Linked DNA regions of Homo sapiens: region 1 is linked to region 2. A link is a loop called in an ENCODE intact Hi-C map of the cell type or tissue named here. Cell type or tissue: Calu3. All regions are shown on one strand. Each heading gives the region's core, and the rest is flanking DNA. Links, peaks and the distances in the headings are about the cores only. Region 1 has its middle 41 kb from the start of SMIM30. Region 2 has its middle 300 kb from the start of SMIM30.

Region 1 (5,390 bases), core at 131-5,130, 260 kb before region 2:
AAAGTTCTCAAATACGCTTCATAAAGATTGGGTTGCTGGAGTCTTGACTGTTCTACTTACTGAGTTCTGGTAGCATCGAATTGTGTGATGGGGCTCCTTGGCTGTGGCTTATCCTTCTTAGCATATAGCATTTCACCCCACACACAACATAAGCAGTGTTCACTGGTATACACTCTCTGCTTCAGGTCTCAAACTATGGGATTTTAGAACAAAGCCTTCATGTATATGTGTCAATGCAGACATGGAACCTAAAGATTATGGCTACTATTTTTTAGACTGTGGTATTAGTTTGATATCTAGAAAATGCCAAGTCAGGATTTGAATTTTAAATCCAGGCTCTAAAATGTTTCTTTTTTCAGAACTGCTGATAAAGGAGGAGAAAAGAGTAGTTAAAACATTTAAAAAGTGAAATTAATATGCATTTGTAAAAAATCAAACGATACAAACATGAGCTGTTCCTCCACTCTGACCCCAGTCTCACTCTTCAGAAGGAACCTATGTTAATGATCATAAATATCCTTCTAGACTTTTTCTAAGCATAAACAAACACATGCACATACATGCTTGTTGGTTTCTATTTATCACAAAAATGAAATTATACTGTACACTTACAACTTGTTTTCCATTTACTTAAAGCTACATGCTGGATAACATTCCATGTCAGTACACATAGTTTAACCTCATTCCTTTTAATTGCTACTTAGTATTATATGATTTGTGCAGTAATTTATTCAGTCATCTCCCTTTTTGTAAATCACAATTCAGATTATTTCCAATTTTGCTATTAGAAACAAGGCTCAAATGAACATTCTTATCTGAGAGCTGGTGTAAATATTTCTATAGGGTAGATTTCTAGAGTTGAATTACTGGGTACATGACATACAAATTTAAAATTTTGAGACATATCACTCAAATCTCTTCCTAAAACATTATCTTGATTGTTTGTTTCTACTATCATATATGAAATTCTGTTCTTGCCACATTTTTATCATCTGGACATTATCAATCTTGAAAACTGTTTTCAGAACAGGTGACCCATGGCATGTTACTGTTTTAAAGTTACATCTATTTTACTAGTAATGAGGTGAACCTTTTTTCTTTTGTGAGTTGTTGGTTTATATCTTTCCTTCACATTTCTTTTTACCTTTTCTTATAGTAATCCAAAAGCATCTTACACATTTATATTTATCAGTTAAGCATGCAAGTCTTTTTTCGTAATACGTCAGTTGAAGAATAATTTCACTTGTTACGGTTTTCTGAGTCCATTGTCTCATGAGTATGTTACTAAGTAGTAAAATAACAAAACTGAGCAGCAGGGCTAAGAAGGAGGAGAAATACACAATATAGATAACCCATATGTTGCACAACAAATTTTAAATAGACACAAGTTGATTGTGTCTATTTAACACCAATTAGCTGGTCAGCTTAACTAATTTAGTAAAATATGAGATAATAATCACAAGGTATAATTTTTTACTTAACTGGAATGAGAACTCTTTAGGTTAGGGGCAGTCCCTTCTCCTTTTTGTATTATTAGTGACTAGCAAAGTAGTTGTGAAATTTGTTGAATAAAAAGAAAACCAGGCAAATCAATGGACTTTTGTTAAAAAAATAGCAACTCGTTCTTTTAATTATTTTTGAACATCAGTGGCTGATATCATACTCATGCAACAAATATGGTATTTTAGGCCTATAGTAATTCTTAGGTAGATGCATTTTTGCTGTTTTTGCCAGTTTTAATGAAGATATTTGTGACATAACTTTGTAAATTATCTAAGTATAACTGACTACTTTTTTACCAGCATCTCACATTAATATTTAGAATTGTCATTTAAAAATCATTATATTTTAAGTGCAAACATTCACATGGAATTTGAGGTAACTTCTTACCAAATGGACAGAGCTCTCTTATTGACCTATTTTCTTCCTCTTGAGAAATCCTTGAGAAATGATCATTCAATTGCCTAAGGAATGTCGTGAAGGCATTACCACACTAGAGAAAGCCCCATTTTCCTTAAAAAGTGGGCAGTTTTGTTATTCCAGGGTTCACTTTCAGTTCCTTTCACCTCATGACTCACGACATGTCCTCAAGTCCTCAAAGGATGTTAGTGACTATCCTTGAACCTCAAATTTATAGACTGGCTTCTCTTTTTAATTTTTTTAGAAAGGGCACTAGAAAAAGCCTATAGTAAGCTAGTTTAATTGTTGAAAATTTGGAAAAATTGTTGGATTCACATTAACCGCTTCAAAAGTAAAGTCAGCTAGACACAACTATGCTATTATCCCCGTGATATTGAGCTTAGCTCATAAATGCCTGAAAGTGAATTAATTTATTCTGTTCCTTTGAAAACATCTACTGAGCATCTACTATATGCCAGGTGGTGGGCTAGATCCTAGAGATTAAAGATAATTAAGGCTTAACCCTGCTATCCAGGGTCTCCCAGTCTAAAGTAATCATTGCTTTACATTTTTCATTAATGGCAAACAACATTTTCAAGCCAATTGCAAGAATAAACACAGATTCAGCTTAGGACATCGCCAGTTTTTGCACGTTCACTGCAACAGGACAGTGCTGTATGGAAAGAACAAAAATCTGAAATTAGATTGAATTTTAGAAATCTGAAATTAGATTGGAGCAGGTGCTGGGAAGAAATCCAGCATAGGAGGCTGAATTGATATCTAGAATCTCTGTCAATACGTAGGCAAACAGTCCTCTCTGGAGGCTTCAAAACAGTAATTAGTGAGAATATGCAATAAGAGAGAATTCAGCATCAATAATCTCAGATGTCAAGGCAGGCAGGCAGTTGGTATCTAAGGAGTTTGCCAGTAAATCTTCAAGTATGCAAGGCATGGCTTCAGAGCTGGATTTTGGGGGAAACTTAAATGCGGGTATGGTGGAAAGGGGAAAGAATGGAAAGTGTGTAGCAGGTTTCTAGTTCTAAGAATATTATTAAAGTAGCTATTTAGTCATAGAACAAGGCAGAAATCTGGTTAAGCAAACTGGAGCATACAGACCTCTAGGGGGAGCCCAAGGCTCTTTTCTATTCTTGCACCCTCCACATCCCCCTGCACTCCCCACTCCCATACCCAGGTACAGGTTTCACCGTAAGAAGGAATGTTGTCAGGGATAGATACAATTCGAAGGCCCTCTTTCCATCATAGTGCAAGAAGGTAGAACTTTCAAAAAAAATTTTTTTTTTAAAAGAACACAGATGGGCATGAATTACCTTGTTTCTTCCTTCCAGAATGATAAGACGTGGGCTCCTTTAAAGTAGCTATAGCCATTTTTTCTCTCTTCAGAGGCTTTTATCCTTCCATGGTCCTGGACCTAACCCTATTCTAGTTCCCCTCTTCCACCGCTGCCCCAATCAGCCATGGGAGGCACAGGGGGAATGTCTCTGCCCTGCTCCTTTTCATCTCCATTTGAGGTGTGTGGCCTCTGAGCACCTTAGGAGCTTCATCTCATAAGATGCTTTACTCTCTTTTCCTAAAGGACATAGCCTGGAGAGAATTCTGGCCAATGATGATATTCAGGTGTTTCTGAGTCCTTAATTCTATGTCATCATATTTCCACTCTTTAAAAGCATCCCTGCAATTTCTAACAGAACACAAGATGAGAATTGGGCCTTGGAAACAAGCAGAAGCTCAGTTACTAAGGCTGGTAAAAAAAGGCCAGGATCAGAGAGTGGCTTGATGCTTTATATACATTATCACTAATCATCACAATTCTGTAAGAGGATTTTGTGTGTGTGTGTGTGTGTGTGTGTGTGACAGGGTCTCACTCTGTTGCCCAGTTTAGAGTGCAGTGGTGTAATCAAGGCTTATTGCAGCCATGACCTCCCAGGGTCCAGTAATCCTCCCACCTCAGCCTCCTGAGCAGATGAGACCAAAGGTATGTTCCAACATGCCCAGTTAATTTTTTAAATCTTTGTAGAGATGGGGGTCTTACTGTGTTGCCCAGGCTGGTCTTGAACTCCTGAGCTCCAGCACCTTGGCCTGTCTTGGCGTCCCAAAGTGTTACGATTACAGGCATGAGCCACTGTGCCTGGCCAAGAGGAATGTTTTTACCTTACTTTACAGATGACAAAAGTAGGTTCACCTTACGGAACCTACGAAAGGTGCATGAAATTATGAATGGTAAAACAAGAATTTAGGCTTTAGTTTGATAATAAAGCCCATCCTCATTCTACCATTCCAGTGGACCTACTTTTGTCAAGATCACCAACAGCTTCTATGTTGCCAAATCTAATGGACCTGACTCTATCCGCATTTTGTTGGACTTGTCAGAAGCATTGAACAATTTATCACTTCCTTAAAATACTCTCTGCTATTAGCTTTTCTGACATCACACTCTTCCGCTTTTTCTCCTGTTTGCAGAGCTTTCCTTCTATCTTTGCAGTTTCTTCTTTTTTATCTGACTTCTAAATAAAAAATGCTTCAGGGCTAGGTTTTCTTTTCTAAACACTCTCCATAGGTGATCTCATCTAGTTAGATGGTTTAAATAGTATCTGATTACTTAGTATCTCTTCAGCCTAATATTTTCCCTAGCTTATGCTACTCCAGCCACCCTAGCTACCTCGCTGATATTTAAACATGCTAAGCATGCCTCTGCCACAGGGCCTTTGAATTTACTGTTCTTTCTGTTTGTGACACTTTCACTCATCAGATATGTGCACAGCTTGCATGTTCACTTCTTTCATCTTTGTGCTCAAATATCACCTCCTCAGAGGGACCATCCCTGGCTACGCTGTATTACACAGCACTCACTCCAACTCCAGGCACTCCTACTTTCCTTACACTGTGTTTGTTTTCATCAAAACCTTTATTACCATCCGATGCATTGTGAGCACATAGCAGGTGCTCGATAAATATATTTTGGATTAAAAAGTTTATTAATTAAGAACTCACAAATATCTATTTACAACTGAGGCTGCTCTCCTGGGCCACAAGTCCTAGAAGCCATGGGGTGTAGAAGTTAAGATGATGGGCTCAAGGGCCTGACTGAGTGGACTTGGTTCCCAGCTCTACCATTTACTACTTGTTTGGTCCAGTTACTTACTCTCTTTGTGCCTAAATTTCCCCTGTAATACAATAGAAATACTAGTAATTGTACTTAATAATACTAAAAGTACTTATTTCATAAGCTGTTTTGAGGGTAAATGACTTAATACATGCCAAGAACTTCAGACAGTATCTCATATATAGTAAAAGTGCCCAATAATTCTTAGTTCTTCTTCCTCCTCTTCTTCTCCTCGTCCTTCTTCTCCTTCTCCTTCTCCTTCTTCTCCTTCTTCTATTTCCTAGTTACCTACTTGATCTACTGGGTTGTCAAACAGGCATCTCAAGCTTAGTGTGTCCAAAGCAGAACCTTGATTGTTTTCCCAGACTTG
Region 2 (5,390 bases), core at 190-5,189:
ATCATGTTGAGAGTGGTAAAGATTGTGCTAAATGGTCAGATTCTGAATTGTGCGAGTAGGCCAGTTGAATTTACTGATGGATTGGATGTGTACTGTGAGAGAAAGGGACATCAAGGAAAGGAGCAAAGTTTGCATCCTGAGAAATGTTGGTGCTATTTGCCAAGATATGGAATACTGGAGGAAGAGCAAGTTGGGGAATAGTTTGGGATGGTTGGGGAGGTATCAGTGGTTCTCGTTTGGGCATCTCAACTTTGTTATTCCTACTAGGACATCTAAGGGAGACAATCTATATATAAGCTGTTTTTATAAGATTCTAGAGATTAGAGGAGAGGTTGGGACTTGAGATAAAAACTACTGAACTCACCAACTTATAAATGATATTTGCAATTCATTACCTGGGGGTGAGTGTAAATAGAGAGGAGTCCAAAATATTGAGCCTCAGGGGGCTCCACAATTAATATGAGAAAGTGAATCCAGCAGAAAATCAGGAAGGAGGAGACAGCAACATACAAAGAAAACTAGGAGTCCCAGAAGCTAAATAAGGATTTTTTTTTTTTAATGAAGACTGGCCCATTCTTAAGTAAATGAACTCAGAGAACTGGATTTGATAATATGGAGATGATGGGTGGCCTTAACCAGAGTAGACTGAAAGCAGTAGTGTGAGTGGATTCAAAAGAGAATGGGAGGGAGATGAAAATGTGGAAAATGAACAAAGACAATTATTTTGAGTGGTTGTGTAATTAGAAGCAATAAAGTGGAATTGTGGAGAGAGTTTTAATCTTTCTTTTTTAAAGAAAGGAGTTATTACAGTAGTTATTTTGTGAGGATGGGAATGATAGAATAGAGAAGGAAAAATTAATGATACAAATGAGAGAAGAGATAATTGCAGGGGCAAAGTCTTTGAATATACTGAGGGTGTAAGGGATGCAGGGCAAAAGTCGAACTATCTTAAATCTATGACAAAGGGGTATAGTTGTATAGCAAAGTTAAAATAAGGTAAAAATAGAAAAAATGTAGATAACATATATTAATATATCTAAAAAAAGTTTACCCCTTTTTAATAAGTACATTAATGAGGAAAAAACACATTTCAGTTAAATGATGGATAACTGGATAAATTATGATACATTCACAGTAATATTTGATAGTTTGAAGAATGGGTGCAAATATGTAATAACGAATTTAAAATTTTTAATTTCTTTACTTTTTCTTTATTTCACAGTGGGTATTCACAGGTGGGATTATAGCATATTACATCCCTTAACTCCTGAGCTCAAGCCATCTTCCTGCCTCAGCCTCTTGTGTAGCTGGGACTGCAGGCACACCCCACCACACTAGGCTAAAAAATTTGTTAATGTTTATTAATCATCCTAAGTTGAAAATATCTAGACTTCTGGGACACCATTAGGAATAATGTACTAAAGCCTGGAATACGTAACAGTGGCTTTGAGGATGTTGACCTCTTACCGTTAGTTTTGTCTATTCCTGAAAAATAATTCAAAGGCGATTCTTTAAAATTAAATGGGGTTGGCTAATATTGATTATTAATGGGAGAAAGAGGAGGGAAAGGTGGGTAGAATGGGTTTCTTTGTAGTCTGACTTATTAGAGGGGAAACTCTTGGAACCAGTGAATGATTTGCATGCACAGTTTCTCGTGATCTAGGCAAAGAAGGAAAGGACAGCTAGCATGTCAATTCTATGACGCTGCAATTTGGAAAAAGAAAGGATGATATGCTAAGATTTAACTAATATATTGTAAATTCAGATCTTTCAGCCAAATGTTTTCTCAGTAATAAAAGTGTCAATTAGGTATGTTTTTTTTTTTACACAGATTGAATTTTTGACCACTTTATTTTATTTGCTCTCTTTATTCCAGTGTAAAATTCCAGAAATGAGGGTATATTCCAGGTGGGTGAACTGCACAGTACTTATTGTATAGTTCTCCTTGTTTAATAAAAAGTAAACTTTTTAAAAGGTACTGAAAGTTTTTTGTATATCAAGAAAATTAGCCGGGCATGGTGGCTTACGCATGTAATCCTAGCACTTTGGGAGGCCCAGTTGGACGGATCACTTGAGGTCAGGATTTCAAGACCAGCCTGGTCAACATGGTGAAACCCCATCTCTTTTAAAAATACAAATTTTAGCCAGGCATGGTGGCACATGCCTGTGATCCCAGCTACTCGGGAGGCTGAAGCAGGAGAATCATTGAACCTGGGAAGCGGAGGCTGCAGTGAGCTGAGATCATGCCACTGCACTCCAGCCTGGGCGCGACAGAGTAAGACTCTGTCAAATAAAGAAAAAGAAAAAGAAAATTAGCCCCTTGTTTTGCCAATATTTGCTCTCACTTTCTAAGTTTGTCTTTTGACAATTTATAATTTTTTTGCTTTGCAGAGTTTCTAAGGTATCATTTTCTCAGGCTATATTCAGGTATATAAAAAATTAAAAATAACATTTTCCTTCATTTCTGAGTACTTCAATTTTGTTCATATTCTTGGCATTCCTCCAGCCCTTCCTCTGTTTCACGTGATAACAGGTGAACTGCATTCACTCCAGTGTAATTCCATCCATTTCAAGTTTAAACAAGGTCAACTCAGGATTTCCTCTACTCCTCTACCTCTATTTCTCCCTGGGGATACTGTAAATTCTGGGTGTTCTCTGAGGGTCATGGTGTTGGGGGAATATGATTGGTCCCTCAGCTGGGTTCTGCTCCTGTTTGCATCTGCTGAGCTGGCCATTACACCCACCGATGATTGGCCTCACTAAAATGGCTGTGTTCCCCAACCCCGTGGCAGCCACCTGCTGGTTTCCTATTGTTACAACCATCTGCTGCCATCTGCTGGTGTATGCTCTTGTTACAACCAATGAGATCTCTTCAGGTCCCATAGGTCTCTCTCAGAACTTACAGCTGTGTACTTTTCAGGGTAATTTCATCTTCTCCTCCGTTGCTCTCTGGAGCTACAGGAAATTGGTGGGATTGCCTCAGCTCTCCTACTTCATCTTCACTGGTCCCATGATGCTGTGATGCCAGTCGCAACTCCTGTGAAGGACCTTCCCTCCTGGTGTTCCAGACAAGGATGGGGTACAAGTCTCCTGTCACTCTTAGATCCCCAAACCTCCTTCTCCTACCTTTGAGAAAATTTTTATTTCCTTTTAGATAGACTAAAACTGGCTCAGAGTTATCTCCCATAATTTTTTGGTATTTAAATTGGGCCACAGAAAGGCCAAGAACCTGACATAATTATCTTTGACTAACATGAGGTGTCTCTTCACTTTGTATCAATGAAGACTAGGTTCAGTTCTCATGCTTAAGTTAATACTGTAGAGAAGTCAAAGGGAACATAGGAAATAATCTGCCTGCTCATAATTGATATCATTATCATTCTGTACCCATGTTTACATAGTGGGATTTATCTGGCCTCCTGCTGCTGCTTCTGGTTTATGCCACAGTTATTTATTCTGAGGCCTTTTTTACCTAAAGATTTTGCAGAATTTCAACATATTTTCTTCTAGTACTTTTATAGACTCAATATTTTAAACATTTAAATCTTTGACTAGCATGGTATTTATGTTGCAGTGAGATGGGAATGCAGCTTATTAATTTCTCAAAATGACACAGCTACATAGCAGTTTGGATTTCTTGGAGGAAGATTAAGCCTGAAGAACTACTCAGAGATGCCGAAAATATTCATTAATTTTATGACTGGACCTATGAACCTGTCTTTAGAGACAGAGAATTTGCTCTCGACTTTGACTGCCTATCAGAACACCTGGGAGCTTTAAAAAAAATATTGATAACTGGTTCTCAACTCCTCCTGTAATTGCTCTGGGGCATGTCATGATTACAAAAATCTTCCTGGATGATTCCAGTACACAATCAAGGTTGAAAACTTGCCCATGCACAGTCAAGATTGTTTTTAGGGCAAAAGAGAGCGTGAGTGAGACCCATGTGATACCTATTTTCCCATGGAGTAATGTGGAGTGTGCATCCCAACACCCACAGGTCTTGTTGAAACCCAGCTTGCTGGACCCCTCTCTCAGGGTTACTGATTCCCTAGGTCTGATGTCATGCCTAAGAAATTTATTTATTTGATCCTTTTATTTGGACAGAAATTATCAGCAGTCACATTTATACTGGTACCTATCATTTCCCCATTGGAATTTTAAAAGATTGTAAATGAAAACAATTCTATATGCAGAACTTATTTATGTATACTCATTCTTGTTTAAGAGATGATTTAAGGGGAAATAAAATAAAATATAAAAAGGAAAGGTGAGAAAATTTGAACATATGTAAAATAATACTTGAAAAGATAAAATCAAAAGGATAATATACATATATACATAAGCTGATGTTGGACCATACATTTGGCTAAGTTTTCTAGCAGTGAACATTAAGCAGAGAAAGAAAATCACTGTAAGATTTATAATGTGCCCTTGATAAAACTAAGCCAGTAGCTTCAGATAAAAATGCTTACTTTGTCCTGGCATTAGAGGAAAATCTTCTCTGTGTTCTTATAAATATGATTCTATACAACATTGGGAATAAAATCTTCCCTTATCTTTATCATTACAATGATCCTAGAAATTCTACTGATTAAAGTTGACAAAATTGACAAATGTCAATGAGTGACATTAATATAATAGGTCATTTGGTCACTAGGTAATTTCAAGTTTTCACTTGTAAATGAGGGTGTATTTACATAGGTAGTTCCTTAGTCCTCAGTGTGAAACATTGCTGTTCACACCAAAATACAGTAGAAGGAATTATACAAAGTGCAAATATAATACTGTTCACTCGTGATATCCTCAATACGCTTAGCCTGAGTCAAATAATCTAGTAACTTTAACTTATTCCGGGTCTTGGTTTTGGCCTTAAGGAGTGAGAGGTCACAGACTTTTTTAAGGATCTGCTGATCACTAAGCTTCTTCTTCTCAGCAGATAATATACAATTGGTCCTCATTATTCACAGATTCTGAATTTGTGAATTCACCTACGCACTAAAGTGTACTTGTAACCTCAAAGACCATAGGTCCTTTCAAAGTCATTATCAGATGTATGCATGTGCAAAACATCAAAAACTTTGAATTTCCTGATGTGCACATTCCCAGCTGATGTGGAAACGGGTGACACTTTGCTTTTTTGTTTCCGATCTCAAACTGTAAACGAGTATCCTTTAGTGCCACATTTTTTTTCACATTTTTTGCATTTTGTTAATGATTTCTCTGTTTAAAATGGCTCCCAAGCATGGTGCTGAAGTGCTGTTTAATGTTCCTAAGCACGAGAAGGCTGGGATGTGCCTTATGCAGAAAATGTATGTTAGATACGCTTTATTCAGGAATGATTTATAGTGATGTTGGCCATGAGTTCACTGGTAATAAATTAACAATAA

What was found. Peaks named below come from ENCODE experiments on the same cell type or tissue, not always from the same donor. Only the 100,000 strongest peaks of a DNase experiment are listed, where the experiment ranks them.
Region 1: it touches region 2 in a loop (10-fold over the local background); 34 of 110 quality-filtered maps call a loop at or near these places.

What each region holds. Positions count from the first base shown.
Region 1 is chr7:113,156,919-113,162,308 of GRCh38, forward strand. No RefSeq gene overlaps it. Among named protein-coding and RNA genes, the nearest start is that of SMIM30, 41 kb to the left of the region's middle. In Calu3, for the core only: a CTCF peak has its summit at 3,005 (motif pointing right); a DNase peak (open chromatin) is centred at 3,043.
Region 2 is chr7:113,419,091-113,424,480 of GRCh38, forward strand. No RefSeq gene overlaps it. Among named protein-coding and RNA genes, the nearest start is that of SMIM30, 300 kb to the left of the region's middle. RefSeq lists an enhancer at 2,527-3,049. In Calu3, for the core only: a CTCF peak has its summit at 2,854 (motif pointing left); a DNase peak (open chromatin) is centred at 2,811.